Linked DNA regions of Homo sapiens: region 2 is linked to region 1. A link is a loop called in an ENCODE intact Hi-C map of the cell type or tissue named here. Cell type or tissue: mammary epithelial cell. All regions are shown on one strand.

Region 1 (8,000 bases):
ATGAGGATTTGTCAATGTAGAAAGCACTGCCAATGGAAGGTGGCATTATTTTTCAAGTGGCAGAGGAAAACAGAGACATGGTAAATAGCACAATTAGCCCAAGATGCCACACTGCAGTTACTCTGCCAAACTTTTAGATGACACTTTTTAAACCAGTAGTATAGTATAAGACATTTGAAAATCGGGCTCTTTATGAAGACTAACATTGCTGTCATAAGACTACTTTATGAAAACCCAAGGGGACCTTTATCTGTAGCAGAAGCTTTCTCATTTAAACCATGAAGGTTAAACAATAAAAACTAATTTTCTATTCCCAGCATACCCATCGCACTCCCAGGAAAAGCATCAGTCTGCTTTATGAAAACAAGGACATGCTATTCTTTAGCTCTTTGGTAGGTAGAGGACATGAACTGTTTGCAAAAACGAGTCTCTTCCAATTAGCAGACTTCTTTTGGAAGAAATGATCCACCAGTGACTGTATTTGGGGTTTGGGGAGGAGGCCAACTCACATCTTGGTAAAGTTTTTCACTGAGAATTTTCACTGATGGGCATGGGATGGTGGCCGCTGATTCAGTAGGAGCTGGAGCAATTAGGAGGCTGAGTGCAGTGGTAGTGGTGGTGCGGAGTGTGTAGAATTCATGTTGACAAGAGTTTGGCTTTGGGAGAATTTGATTAGTCAGTACTTTTATATTAAAAATAAAGAATTATAGGGATCAGAATGTTAAGTTACAAATTTAAGGTGAGGATGGCTTTTACCTTCGGGATGAGTGGGGTCTATACCCTACCTACCTTCGCTCCTCCTATCTGCCTGCTGGGCCACTGGACCCCTTGCCCACCTCATGATTTTTCCCCTCTCCTCTGGGGAGGGTGAGGACCTGCCCTCTCACCTCCCCCAGTGCTCCTGTCCTCTCCCTTCCTGGTGTCTTATAGGGCTCTGCTCTACGGAACCTAGGCTGAGAAGGGCAATCCACCATGATCTTTTATAACATGTATTCAGGCAACAGAGAACTCAATGAATCCTGCTCTTAAAGTTCTTTGCTTTGGGTGTTTTTGCACTATGGGCTCTTCATAAGGAACCAGGGGTCACCAGCTCCATCCAGGTGCATATATGTGTTCCCCCACATCCTGTGGATTGCAAGGTCAGTGTGAGCTTTAGGGGAGGGAGGAAAGCGAGAGGCTGGGGCAGCGATACTAAAGCCTATCTCATTAGCTATTGCACAACACCCAGTGGCCACTCTTTCTGTGCCTTGTTAGCCAAGAATGCCGTGGAAATAAGAGCGTTGCAATTAAGGATGAGCTATTGATGAAACACTGGCTAAGGCAGCTTTCCAAGGGAGCAGTGTGTGCAAAAGTCTGCATGTACAGGAGGGCAGAGTTCTTGCAGGTGGAACTAAGAGTAATTTCATGAGGCTGGAACCTATGGCATCCCAGAGCCTCCTTCCAGGTGATGAGGTTTGGGAGTACAGGGGAAGAATATTAGGGGATTTCGGAGTGGTAACCAGACTAAGTGAAAAACTAATGTTTTTCTCTGTACTCTCATAACCTGTCTGACACCAAATATGTGGCGTTTGCCCTCACACAAAGCAGTTCTCCAACTCTTCAGGCACTAATTGGATGTTCTGCAATTCAATTATGATACTAACTATTGGGAGGTAACACAGCCCCAACAGGTTAAAGGCTCAGCCCCACAAGACTGTCCCACTTCAGATGCCATTCACAAGTGCTAGGTTGTTGCCTGTATTTCTGACCAACCAGCTACAAATCGGGGGTTCCCATGACCTCCTACTCAGGTTCGGTAATATTCTTGAATGGCTCACAGAACTCAGGAAAGCACTTGACTTACTATGACCAGCTTATTATAAAGGATACAATCAGGATCCACCCAATGGAAGAGATGCTTAGGGCCAGGTATGGGGATGGAGAGGGTCGTGGAGCCTCCTTGCCTCTCAGGGCATGCCACTCCCTCAGCACCTGGCATGTTCACCTGCTAGGAAGGCAGTGGTTACCCTGGCTCAAGCCCACTGTTGAGAGTTTTTATGGAGGCTTCATTACATAGACATAGTTTATTAAATCATTGGCCATTGGTGGTTGATGTCAACCGGGAGGTCAGGAAGTCAAGGGGTGTGATATGGTTTGGCTCTGTGTCTCCACCCAAATCTTACCTCCAATTGTAATTCCCATAATCCCCAAGTGTCAAGGGTGGGACCAGGTAGAGGTAATTGGATCATGGGGGGTGGTTCCCCCATGCTGTTCTCATGGTAGTGAATCTCATGAGATCTGATGGTTTTATAAGCATCTGGCATTTCCCCTGCTTGCACTCACTCCGTCCTGCCACCCTGTGATGAAGGTGCCTGCTTCTCCTTTGCCTTCCACCAAGACTGTAGGTTTCCTGAGGCTTCCCCAGCCATGCGGAACCGTAAGCCAATTAAACCTCTTTCATTTATAAATTACCCAGTCTTGGCCAGTTCTTTATAGCAGTGTGAAAACAGACTAATACAGGCTGGGACTGAAAGATCCAATCTTCTAATCACATGACCGGTCCCTCTGGAAACCAGATCCCATTCTCCAAGGGTCACATCATTAGCATAAACTCAGGTAAGGTTGGAAGGGGCTGATTTTGAATAACAAAGGATGCTTCTGTGACACCTGTCATGCGGGAAATTCCAAAGGCTTTAGGAGCTCAGTGCTAGGAACCTGGGATGAAGACGAATTGCATATTTCTTATTATATTACAATATTACACAGGCCCAGTTATGCAGGGCCTTCTAAGCCCTGGTAAGGAACGTGGACTTGAACCTGAAGTCTGGAAGCAGCCCCCAGAGGATTTTAAGAAGGGACATGTACTTTAGGATGCACTCTAACCTCAGTGGATCACTTTGAGGAGGGCAGGAGACAGGAAGAGGAGGTAGGAAGCTATTATGCTAGTCCTAATGAGAAATGATGAAAACTTGAAGGAAGGCAGTGGTACCCAGGTTGGAGAGGAGGGAATGGATTTCCCAGCTATTTACAAGGTGGAAATCTGCAGGACTTCTCTGCAGGAATTGGAAACTGGCTATTCATTTTCAGAAATAACCCATGTGTGGCATTCATGTGCTAACTCGGCTGATGAATGCACTATTCTTGTAACTAGGTTGGAGAAGAATTACATGAAGGGTATCATTAAGATGTTAAAATGAATGCATTACATATGTTAACAAGTGTATGAACCCTGTATTATATCTGGCAAACGGGGTGTTAAATCCTTGTTCAACCAGCCAGATGTCTCTGCAGCTGCTGCTGGTATTGCAGAGGGAGGCAGCCACCTGAGACCCCAGCTATAAGCTGGTGCCAGTGATTTCCAAAGCATCTGGCTGTACAAATTCCTTCTTCTGTGCTCTGATTGACAGGTACCACATGGATCACACAATTCACATCACAATGCACAGGTGAGATTTTCAGTCTGATAAGCCCAGACTCCAGCAACTTGACCTTTTCAGAATATCTTTGCAGCTGAGAATGTTCTCAGTTGGAGCTGAAATCTATTTATTATTATTATTATTAATTTATTTTTTTTGAGATGGAGTCTCATTCTGTTGCCCAGGCTGGAGTGCAGTGGTGTGATCTCGGCTCACTGTAACCTCTGCCTCCCGGGCTCAAGCGATCTCGTGCCTTAGCCTCCCGAGTACCTGGGATTACTGGCAACTGCCACCATGCCCAGATAATTTTGAAAATATTTTTAGTAGAGACGAGGTTTTGCTGTATTGGCCAGGCTGGTCTTGAACTCCTGGCCTGAGGTTGATCCACTTGCCTCAGCCTCCGAAAGTGCTGGGATTACAGGTGTGAGCCACTGCACCAGGCCTATTTATATTACTTTGTAAGTTGAAAAAAAAAACACTGTAGTAAAACAATCTTAAAAACAACTTAATAACATTCTCTCCTGAATTGGAATGTTATCAAAGTCTTGTTTGGGGCAGTTATTCAGCTGAATTTACAAAGAGGGGCGTATCCTTTGCTGTAAATGTTTAAATTGCCTGAAGCAAAATTCCCATAACTACTTAAAGGAGTTGAAAATACTCCTAAGTGTTTATACTTATTCTTACACAGTACCATCTCTCCTGAGTGGCCCTAGTTTACTGAGATTGAGCCAGCTCTGAGACATCTCCCTCCTCCTTAAGTTTGGCAAATATCCTAAAACGTTTGAAAAGATGTTTAAAAGATCTGAAGGAAGCTGGTCTCAATGGACCAGAGACAAAGTCTGCACAGCCAGGCTCCTGGGAATTGCACTTCTTGGATGTTGAGTTCAGGAGAGGCAGTACTAGAGACCACAGTTACACAATCACATTGATCTTTTGTGTACTTTGTTTCCTGCAGAAGAAATTGTGTAATCCCAGCATTTTTTTATGAGTTAAATAGAAGTTGAAATTTAAAAAAAAAAATCACATTGGTTGTTTTCCTGTCTGTTTAAATGTACTCTGACAGCAAAGATGAAAAGTTAATGCAGTCTAAATAGAAAAATACCACAATGAGAAGATTTTAAAAAAATATTGTGAAATATCCTCATCTCTATTGTTTTTAGACGTTGGGGTTTCAAATCTGCAAAGGCTGACTGCGGCGTTGTCAGGATTGTCAATGTTGGACAGCGTCCACTAGGTGGCAGTATCTCAGAAGGTTTCTTTTATCCTTGAATGGGCAGAGATTTCTTTGGTTGCTCTCTTTGGTAGTTCGGTTTCCTTTTTTTGTCTTGTTTTGAAGGGTTAAATGAAGCTATCATAATTTACTTATCTAAAATTGCACTTATCTAAAAATGCATAAATTCATTGCAAGGCCTACTTGTTACAGCGTGACCATAAATGAGTTTATTCATTCATGTGAATTTTCTTGGTAACTTATTATTAATGATCCTAGCGTGTAACAGATGATGAATATGCCGTATCCTGAGAAGGTAGATCACAAATCCTCCTGGGAAGCTGGACATGGGTGCTCATTAGCCAAGAGAAGAAAATAGGGGCGTCCTTTGCCCAGCTTCCTCAGCCTGGTAACTGTTTCTGGCTTCTGCTCCAGGCTGTTCGCTGAGAGGTTTGTTGAAGTTACCTGCACTTCTCTACGCAAATCTACAGGCATTCTGATGGCGTAGGTAACATGTGGTTGTGTTGGATGTTTATTCAGAGTGTTAACTAACTGGTTTTTGTTAATTTACAGCTGGCTTAAAATAAGATAAAATGTACATACATTTTTTAAAAGATCTCTTTCATGTGAATAATTTGTTCAGAAGAAAGGAGTCGGGATATTCTTTTGTAGTATTTTCCCAAAATTAGATTATCAGAACTTTCTGAATTCAAAGAAACCGGCAGTGCCGTCTGAATGATAAGATTTTGGAATAAAGAACTATAGAAATTTTAAAACACTCTAATTAATCTGACAGATGTAGAGGACTAATGTGGATGAAAAGAAATGTAAATGCAAAGCTTAGAAAATAAATGGAATTGTCAATTGGGGTGAAGTTTGGGTTCGTCTTCAGAAGGACTCCTATAATCCTGAAAATGAAAAATATTAGGGGGCTATCAAAAGGTCTGTGTTTGGCATGTGCATAGCAAGGTCTCTGATCTTTGAGAAGATGGCAACATGGAATGGCTCCAGCTTTGTGGAGTGGACTCGATAGGGTCATGTTTGGAGATGCAATGTCCCTTATCCATGTCCTGCAGGTCTTAGTCTTGGGGGTTCATCAGCCAAGCCATAAACATGGGTTGGCCAGTTCTCAGCCAGTTGTTTTCTGAAGCCCCTGGGAATTCTGAGATCATATTTTCTGATGTCCCGGCTCCTTTTTGTCAGATCCCAGGATCCCCAGCAGCCAGATGCCAGTCAAGGTGAGCCACCTTTTCAGAGTTACTGCTTCAGGGAGGGAGTCACGCTAGGGATTCCTGGGTGGGCTAGTGGTATTTTGTCCCAGCTTTCAGGAGTGTATTTTATGACGATGGCTTGTAAAAGGATATGGGCATACAGATCCAGAGACCAAAGTTCAAGTCTCAGCTTTATTAGGTGAAGCCTTATTCTCTCTCTGCCTCCATTTCTCAGTCTGAAAAATGAGGTTAGTAGTAGTTATAGTTTTCCAGGCTCTGATTCTAACAAAAGTCAAATATGGTAACAGGGAAAATACTTTGCTGTCTACAAATGTAAGAGGTTATTAAATTTTCAATACGTGGAATATATATGCAAGTCATGAGACTATAGTAAACCCTTAACTAAATTGAGATGTCACCAAACAACTATTCATGGGAACACTTAATTAGTAACAATGCTTCTCAATACCTGCTACATATTCTTATCATCTGGGAGCATCTTTAAAAAACTACCCAGTCACTATCAGACTAATTGGGTTCATTATCCTGGCTGAGGTTGGGGTCAGGGTATGGGTATCTTCTAAACTGCCTAGGTGTCTCTGCTGCGCAGCCAGGTCCCTCACTGGAATGCATCAAGTACTGCCTACAAAACTTCAGTTACAATCTCAAGGCCAGAAGACACCCTAAAAGTCTAGTCTTAGAAGAATGTTATTTTTATGATTGATATCTGTGCACATAAATAACAATGGTTTTAGAGCTCAAAAAGCTGGGGTGCAGATACAGATATTGGGAATACTTTCTTTGTACCTTGAGGTTATAGACAGTCATGCGCTCTCTTTTTGACTCTGAAACTTACCTATAAGGTTTCTGAGGGGAATTGCAATCCTTCAACACCCAAAAGGTATAAAATGAGAGCAGCATTACCTCTTGGGTCTCTAGCTAGAGTTTTAATTCATCCTGGGTCATGAAGCCTTTTGTTCTTTTTTTTTTTTTTTTTTTTTAAAGCAGACATTGAAAGTGCATCTGAGAGGTGCTGCTGGTTACTGAATTTTCCTGAAACAAAATGGGTCCGTAGCAACTCTGACCTAGAAGTTTCTGATTAAATGGGAAAGAAAAGTTCATAGTTCATTCCCGGGTAGAAGAGGACAAACTTTCCCTGTCCGTTGCATCGGTGGCTTGAGTCTGCTGCTTCTTTGGCCTGGATATCAAGCTCCCAGAAAATCTCCAGTCTGTGCCTCTGTGAATCTTTGAGGATGTGAAAGGGATTGTCATTCTCAGATGAGGCCCCAGGCCAGCAACACCAGCTCACTGGTGCTGAATGCAAATTCTCAGGCCCCACCCCAAATCTACTGGATCAGAAACTCTGGGGCTGGTCCCAGCAGCCTGTTTTAACACGCCCTCCAGGAGGTGGTGGTGCAATGCATACATGCTCAAGTTTGAGGACCACTGAGCTAGGACAAAGGCACTTTTCTTGTTTTTCTTTTTCTTTCTTTTCTTTTCTTTTTTTTAGACGGGGTCTTGCTCTGTCACCTAGGCTGGAGTGCAGTGGCACGTCACAGCTCACTTCAGCCTCTACCTCCTGGGCTCAAGCAATCCTCCTGCCTCAGCCTCCTGAAGAGCACAGGTGGATGTCGCCACACCCAGCTAATTTTAAAAAATTAATTTTTATAGAGATGAGGTCTCCTTATGTTGCCCAAGCTGGTCTCAAACTCCTAGGCTCAAGTGATCCTCCCACCTTGACCTCTTAAAGTACTAGGATTACAAGCATGAGCCATCATGCCTGGCCTGGCTTTCTTGATTATAAGTGTGTTTGTATAGAAAATCACAAAACAGGCATTTGTAGGTATATGCTAGACTTAGTTCTGCTTCCTTCTCCCCTTCCCCATCTCTCCTCTGATGGAAAGGCAGATCAGAGCTAGAGGGAAAATGAGGGGTAGCGTTCAATCTCAGAATTACTCTGTCACCAAGGTTCCTCTTCCAATCTTTTAAGAGCCAGTAATCAAGTAAAGATATACTGTGTATATATAACCATATAAAGATATACACAATGTTTAGAGATATGCTGCATATCCAGCTTTGCTGGCACCAAAGTGAAGAAGAGATGAACAGAGGAAGGTCTATTCCCTAAGGCCACCCATCCACCTGCCTGACAAGAACTGGGAAATAAGAAACTGCTATCAAGGC
Region 2 (8,000 bases), 370 kb after region 1:
AGTAGTATTTCTGGAGTAGTTGAAAAATTGTATTCAATCCCTATTCATATCAAATGCCTGTTATATGCTCGGTACCATGTTAGATGCTGGGAATACAGCTACGAACAGAGAAGTGCCCATTCTGGAAAATGTTACAGCCTCGTTGGGGACACAGACAAAAAAGAAATGATGGCAGTATGCTAAACACATTAGGGGACAGCAGTTTGCAAATAACAGTAAGAATGCAGAAAAAGCACTTATATGGATTGTCAGGAAATGCTCTCAAAAGTTCCACAGTAACTCAATGCCTACTTAATGTTAGACTCCATCCTGAGCACGAGAGCCAAGAAGCGGAATAACACTGGGAATGTGGTTTCTAACTTTGGGTAAGCTGCATGTTATGAGGGTGCTTCTTTCTATGGAGAGTGGACTCACAGCTTTCTTCATATTCCCCAAAGAGCTGATGACCAAATAAAAGGATAAATACCATGGCTCTAATGAGAGAGAGAAATTCTATATCCAACCCAATCTTAAGCAAGAGTGTTTCAGGAGGAGGAGAAGGTAGGAACAGGGTTACTACACTCCATTATATGGGTTGTTCAGCCCATGGGGTCCCAGCAGGCAGGAGGGGAGTAGGAAAGGAAAAATAGAGCCAGTGTTCAGCTCACCAAGATTTGTACTGCAGCTTGTGGCTGCTTTAGCGCAGAGGAGGTGTCTTTTTCTGTGTCTCACAAAGGCACTATCTATCACCAGTCTGAGCACCCACAGAATTGACCGCCTGGATGGAGAATTGGTCTCTAATTTGCACAAAGGCAACCATGGGCTGGTAGTAACCCTGGACAGGAAAGGGGCATTCCCAGAACTTAACGTTTTTAATATACAAAGGTACAAGAGAATATGTTAGCTCAAGGAAACCCAAGAAGCTCATGGATAAATTGAACAACGTTTATAGAGAAAGGAGTAGAAGATAAGGATGAGAAAGTAAGAAGGAATAATTATATAGGAATGTATGTGCCAAGTAAAGGAGTTTGGACTTTATGAAACCCAACAGTAAGCCATTATATTAAGCAGGAAAGGAAGTGGCTCACTCTTATAGCAACATGGAGGTTAAACTGCAGCAAGGGCCACAAATACACGAGAACCCCTGGGGTGATTCTCACAGTAATCTAGGCCATAAATTACAAGCCCCAAGTTAAGTCAGCAGGTACAGGGAAGAAAGAAGAAAGGACAGTCTTCAGAAAAACTTAAAGGACAGAAATAATAGGAAGCATGATGATAGGGATATGGGATGAGTAAGAAAAGGAGGAAGAGTCTAAGATTACTATCATTTAAGAGCACCAGAATGAACATATGAGTTCAATTTTGAATTTATTGGATTTGAGGTATACTTGTGGAATATTTAGGGAGAAATATCAAGCATGCAGCAAAATATATGGTTCTGGAATTTAGAAATATGGTCTGGCCTGAAGATATGGACTGCAGAAATCAGTACAAACAATAACTAGATCCTTAAATGTGGAATTTTTCATCTAAGGAGAGGGGGCCTAGGCCCAGCAGTATCAGAGGAGACCACGGGATGGGATCTGGTAAGCATCAATAGTGGAAAAACAAGTACAAGGAAAGGATCCCAGAGACATTCAGGAGGTGGAATTTGAAGGACAGAGTACTTAATAGTTAATTTTAAATTTTAATTTTATTTATGTATTTATTTATTTGAGACAAGGTCTTGCTCTGTCACCCAGGCTGCAGTGCAGTGGTGCCATCTGGGCTCACTGCAACCTCTGCCTCCCAGGTTCAAGTGATCCTCATGCCTCAGCCTCCTGAGTAACTGGGATTACAGGTACGTACCACCACACCTGGCTAATATATGTGTTTTTGTAGAGATGGGGTCTCACCATGTTTCCCAGGCTGCTCTTGAACTCCTGGGATCAAGCAATTGGCCCGCCTTAGCTCCCAAAGTGCTGGGATTGCAGGCATGAGCCACCATACCCAGCCTTAATATTTAATTTTACACAGAGCAAAAATAAGTGAGGAATTTAAGAATCTTTACTGGGATCTTTTCTTTCTTTCTTTTTAAGAGCTGGGGTTTCACCATCTTGCCCAGACTGGTCTCAAAGCCCTGGGCTCAAGCAATCTTTCCTTCTTGGCCTCCCAGTGTCCTGGGATTACAGGCATGAATCACTCCGCCCAGCTGGATTTTTCAGTTAAGAACACCGTTGGTGATCTTAGGTAGATTAGAACCAGAGAAGCATTAGAAACAAAAGCCAAATTCAGCCCACCAACAAATGAGGAATCAGAGAAGGAAAGGAATCAGAGAAGGTAAGTTCTTAAGCTAGCTGATCCACACATCTCCTGGGGAACATTTTTTTTTTTAAATAGAGATTCTTTGGTTCAGGTGATTGTCCACAGACTGACATTTGGGAACCAAATATGGTAGAGGAGTCTTTCAAGAAGTTCGAACCATAATGCTTGGGACAGAGGAGTTGAAAGCAGACCACTATATGGAAAATTTGTTTTTAAGGTGAGAGATTTGAGTAAGATTAAATCCTGAGAAAGAAAAACAAAAACAAAACAAACAACAAAACAAGAAAGTGAGAGGAGAAAGGGAGCTTAACTGATAGAGAAGCAAGGTCCCTGGGGAGACCGGAGGGAAGATGAAATGGTGAACACATATGGAAGAATCCATGGTACCAATGAGGAAAAGGACTTTCTGATTCCTCCTGAGATAGGATGGGGGTAGGTGCAGCAAAGGGAGAGTAAGAAAAGAGAAAAATAAAGATACTTAAGGCTGGCAACCTTTATTTCCTATGAAGTGAGAGACAAGGTCACGTGCTGCAAATGAAAGGAGAGCATAAGAACATAAAGCCAGCAAGGATTTTGGTAATTGGGTTTGGTTCCCAGTTACAATGCAAAGAAAAAAAATGCTGGGCATTGGGCATTGTGAAAGACCCAGCTGAGATCAAATCTCAGAAATGTAGTGTGGCAAAAGAAAAAACAAAAGTCACATATGTTTTTCTCTCCAGCAACTTCATTCATGTGGGTTTAGTAGAAATGAAATAATTGAACCCATCCAATTCATGCATAAAAATAATAATACTCTCTACGCCCCCCTTCCAAGAGGTTGATATAATAGATTCCAACGAGATAGTGTTAAAGCACTTCTTTACATTTATAATTAGGTTAGGGTACTTTACTGAGTGCTTACCAAGTGCTAGGTATTGTACTAAGGGCTGTGTATATATTGCATCCTCTAGTCCTACCAGTCTCACTATTACATTATTATACCCATTTTACAAATAAGGTAAGTGAAGCACAGAAAAGCTATCAGCCTACACTCTTAGTACCACATGTTTATTTTAGAGATACTAACATTACCACATTATGGGGTTAATTAGCGAGATCCTATTACATTTCAATAACCAAAGGCTTAATGCTTCCACCAAGTCATCCACAAAGAAATGCATGATGTAGGAGCCACATTTCTTGGAAACACTGATGTTCCCTGAAAGTTTTCAGAAATGGAAATGTTTCCCAATTTATATAAACAACATTGAAATAACTTCCTCAATGTTGAGTTTACCCCTAAAATTGTTCTTAAACTGTTAGCCCTTGCTACTACTTGCTTCCTAGAAATAAGAAAGCAACAAGTGTGATCCCTTAACATGTACCTGTATGCAGCTCTGCATCTAATATGCATAACTTATTTTCTACCAGTTAGTTCCTACTTCACCGTATAGCATTAAAACTAACTGTGCTTCTCAGTGTCTGCATGAAACACTGTGACTTCCAGTGCTTCAAATGACTTTCACAGCCATGGCTTACTGGAAAGAGCAAGGAAAGGTGTTGGAAGCCACTCAGATCTTTAGCTGGTTTCCTGAATTCTCTGAGGTTATGATACCAAGAGGTTGGGGAATCAAATGAAGTATAGTTGGTCCTCCTTATCTGTGAGTTCCATATCTGCTGACTCAACCAACTTCCGATGGAAAATATTCAGGGGATGAGGAATAGACGGTTGCATCTATACTGAATATGTAAGACTATTTTCTTGTCATTATTCCCTAAACAATATAGTATAACAACTATTTACACAACATTTACATCATATTAGGTATTATAAATAATCTAGAGATGACTTAAAGCATACAAAGGATGTACATATGCTATTGCAAATACTACTCCATTTTATATAGGATTTTGGTATCCATTGTGTTGTGGGGGGAGGGGGAGGCAGCAACCAATCTCCCATATCTAAAGGATGGCTGTATCTGGAAACTATATAATACCGTATATTATCTCAAACATATGTAGATCGAAGGCAGAATAAGATGAACCCAGGAAATTGAGAGAGTCTTTAAAATGGAGTTAGAAGATTTTCATATTTTAGGTTTGTGGGTATTATGAAAGTCTGGGAAAATAAAATTATTATTTATCATGTGATTATGGGGGGAAAATGTGATTTACTCCCATAGCACTAAATTTGGGTGAAATGCTTGCTGTGGGGAGTTAGGAAAACCTGTCTATTTATACTGAAAGAACCAGTGGCAAAACACTTGCATCTGGTAGACTGCTTTTTTACTCTAATGCTCTAATGTCTTAGAGACGTTGTCTCTGCTTTATAGATTTCTTGGAAAAGAAATTAATGCATCATTATAAAACCACATGAGTAGTATTAGTTTCCTATTGCTGGTATAATAAATTACCACAAAGTTAACAGCTTAAAACAATACAAATTTATTATCTTACAGCTCTGGAGGTCAGAAGTACAAAACGGGTATCAATGGGCTAAAATCAAGGTGCCAGAAAGGCTGTGTTCCTTCTGGAGGCTCAAAGGGAAATAATCAGTTTCCTGGTCTTTTCCAGCTTCTAGAGGCTACCCACATTCCTGGGCTAATGGCCCCTTCCTACATCTTCAAAGCCAGCAGTGGTGGGCTGAGTCTTTCTCCTGGTATCATCTCTTCATTCTCTATCTCCCTCTCCCAATTTTAAGGACCTCTGTGATTATATTGGGCACCTGGATATTGCAGGATACGCTCTCTATTTTAAGGTCAGTTGATTAGCAACCCTAATTCCACCTGTGACCTTAATCCCCTTACCCATGTAAGGAAACATGTTCCTAGGTTCCAGGGATAAAACGTGGACATCTTGGGGTGGAGCATTATTCTGCCCACTACATGAATTATAATCTATTTTTAAATCAATAAATATCATACACACAATAGGCCAGCTATTTCCCCAAATCTTTACTCTCCCTAGCCCTCTGAGGTTTGGCTTTAGAATATGGGTGGTAGGGGAGGGTAAGAAAATACCTTTTTCATTTAGTGCTAAGCAGTGGTGTGCTGGTCAACATTTAATCAGGTCTAGCAGGTAGGAGCAGGAGGGGAAATTAATCTGTAGCATTTACTGATTTCCACATCGTAAATATTTTCCACCACAGTCGGTTTCAAACTGACAATGATGAAGCCAAGTAGCTCAAAAAAATCCTGAAAATGTGACAATTCCCACAGTACAAGGCAGTACAAGGAAGCTACAGAACATCACTAGAAGTATATATACTGTGACAGACTCTAGTCTAGGGAATGCAAGTTACATTCCTGAACTGAATACAACTCAAGTATACCAGTGCTGTCTCCAAATTTCCCTTTGTACCCATAGGATTAACTCTTCCTGGGCCCCACTGACATGACTGGATACTAAAGAGCTGGTTGACTTTCACACCTGTCTGTCTATTAAGGATCAAAGAACATGCACAAATGCTGGCAAGGAATCCAGTCTATTCTTCCCTCACTAAATGCTGCACACAGAGATGACGACCAATCAGAATGAGACCCAGTGTCCCCTGACTTCTTTTGGGAGAGAAGGAAATGAAGGGCAGAAGGGGACCAGCAGCCAGTGGGGGAAGACCAGAGACAAGGCTAGAGGCTCTTGGGTGGCAATAGGCTGCTTGGATTCTACTTGGCTCAGAGTTTACTGGGCAGCAGCCATTTGCCTGGGGAGGAGGGCAGCGTGTTTGCAGGCTGATGTCCATGTGTGTGTTTGCTGTGCATTTTAAAATATAAGTGCTCCATAAGCACAGCCATTATCACTTCCCTCGGCCATTTCCACACTGGCAATGTGAAATATGTCATTTCTAGATGGCTAATGTTCATTTTTCTTATCTGACACAAGCTACTAACTAGGCTCACATTTAACATGAAAAGCTACAGATTTATCTACAACAGGGAAGGCTAGGATCATGGTGACAGTGCAGGCCAATCAGCCAGAGAAATCACATCTGTGGAAGAACAAGGATGGGTCACCCCTTCTTTTGCAAGGTCATTTAAATTTATGCTCCTCGAGCTTTTATGTGCACAGGAATTACCTGGGGAGCTTGTTAAAATGCAGATTCTGATTCGGTAGGTCTGAGGTAGGGCTCAAGATTCTGCTCTTCTAACAAACTCCCAGATGATGCCAATGGTGCTTGTTCAAGGGCCATATTTTCAATGGGAAGGGTCTACAGATCAACTCTCTCTCCCCATCTCTCACATCCTGGCAAATTTATGCCAACAGAATTACAGTTATCATATTAGGAAAGGGAAAAACACTACTTTTAGACAATGTTTAAACAGTTTAGGCCAGGCATGGTGGCTCATTCCTGTAATCCCAGCACTTTGGGAGGCCAAGGCAGGTGGATCCCTTGAGCCCAAGAGTTCGAGACCAGCCTTGGCAACATGGTGAAACCCTCCCTGTCTCTACAAAAAATACAAAAAAAAAAAAAAAATAGCTATAGTGGTGTTAACCTGTAGTCCCAGCTACTCAGGAGGCTGAGGTGGGAGGACTGCCTGACCCCAGGAGACTGAGGCTGCAGTGAGCTGTGATCACACCACTGCACTCCAGCCTGTGCAACAGAGTGAGACCCCGTCTCAAAAAAAAAAGAAAGGAAACAGTTTCAACCACAAACATTTATGAATAGCGTACATTATTGACCCATGAAGAAATTAGCTGTAAATGACCCACACGCCAGCCAATGATGGGTATTAAATGACAACGAATAAATGATCTTTAGGACAAGAGGTTGCAATACAATAATTATTAAGGGTCTGCAAGCCTCTTCACCCTGTTCCTGGTGATGACTTAACAATTGTCTTTGTTCTACCTGAAATACAGGCTATGCTCCGTAAAGAGAGTGCCTCCTCTAGAATCACAAGACCTAAGCATGAATCTTCCTTTGAAGGATAAAATGGAAGGAAAAAAACTGGATGAGGAAAAGAAGAGTGGGGAATAGAAAGAGAGAGAGAGAGAAAGATGGATAAATTTTTAAAGTTACTATAATAAAAATCTTCTACAACGAAACTATAATTGTTGATCAGCAAATGTGAACTAATCCTCCTCCTCCTTACCTTCTCTCTCTGAATTGCCTTCATTTTTTGGAGTTCAGCTTCTTCAGCTTCCTTCTTGATTCTTACAGATTCTTCTCTTTTTAGCTAAATTGTATTGAAATTACAGAGAACAAAAACAGTTACCATTTTTCAGTCTGAACTCTGGAACACAAAATTATGATGAAAGGCAAATTACAGTATTGTTTGTGCTATACCTCACCATGATTATAGGTTGTTACTTCAAGCTACTTAGATCACAGAGAATGGCCGGGCTACGTCTTCTGCCCGTGAAATTTCTGTCTTTGTGTTTCTTCCTTGGTCTGTCTCTTTTTCAACGTCTCTGTCTTTGTCTATCTCTGTCTCTCTCTGTGTGTATGTGTGTGTGGTGTGTGTGTGTATTGGGGAGGGAAAAGGGAAAATAATTTTTCCTGATTACAAAACTCAGTGTTCATTGTAAAAATCGCTGGGAATCTTAAATATTTTTTGTACTACTTCCATGACTGCCATGCAGTAAACAAATCCATATTCTTAGAACCAAAACATTCCAAACATAGTAGACTTTAAACTATAGTTAAACATAGTTAACTTAAATGAAAAAAATAATTCCCTTAATCGAGGGTCATGCTGAGTGATAAAGGGCTTAGGTAGGAATTGAAGGTATCCATC

Evidence for each region. Hi-C counts contacts between places; a loop is a spot of excess contacts. Peaks named below come from ENCODE experiments on the same cell type or tissue, not always from the same donor. Only the 100,000 strongest peaks of a DNase experiment are listed, where the experiment ranks them.
Region 2: a loop joins it to region 1, with 13 times the contacts of the local background. A loop is called at or near these places in 4 of 110 quality-filtered maps.

What each region holds. Positions count from the first base shown.
Region 1 is chr13:42,590,545-42,598,544 of GRCh38, forward strand. The region is part of intron 2 of TNFSF11 (TNF superfamily member 11); the gene reads left to right. Among named protein-coding and RNA genes, the nearest start is that of TNFSF11, 20 kb to the left of the region's middle. RefSeq lists enhancers at 2,691-4,917, 2,725-3,432. In mammary epithelial cell, a CTCF peak has its summit at 4,622 (motif pointing right); no DNase peak of the experiment used is centred here.
Region 2 is chr13:42,955,900-42,963,899 of GRCh38, forward strand. EPSTI1 (epithelial stromal interaction 1) reads right to left here. Exons shown (of 11, transcript NM_033255.5): 5 at 7,356-7,439. LOC105370178 (a long non-coding RNA gene) reads left to right here and starts at 2,234. Exons shown (of 3, transcript XR_941910.3): 1 at 2,234-2,298; 2 at 2,375-2,500; 3 at 4,840-4,906. In mammary epithelial cell, no CTCF peak of the experiment used is centred here; no DNase peak of the experiment used is centred here.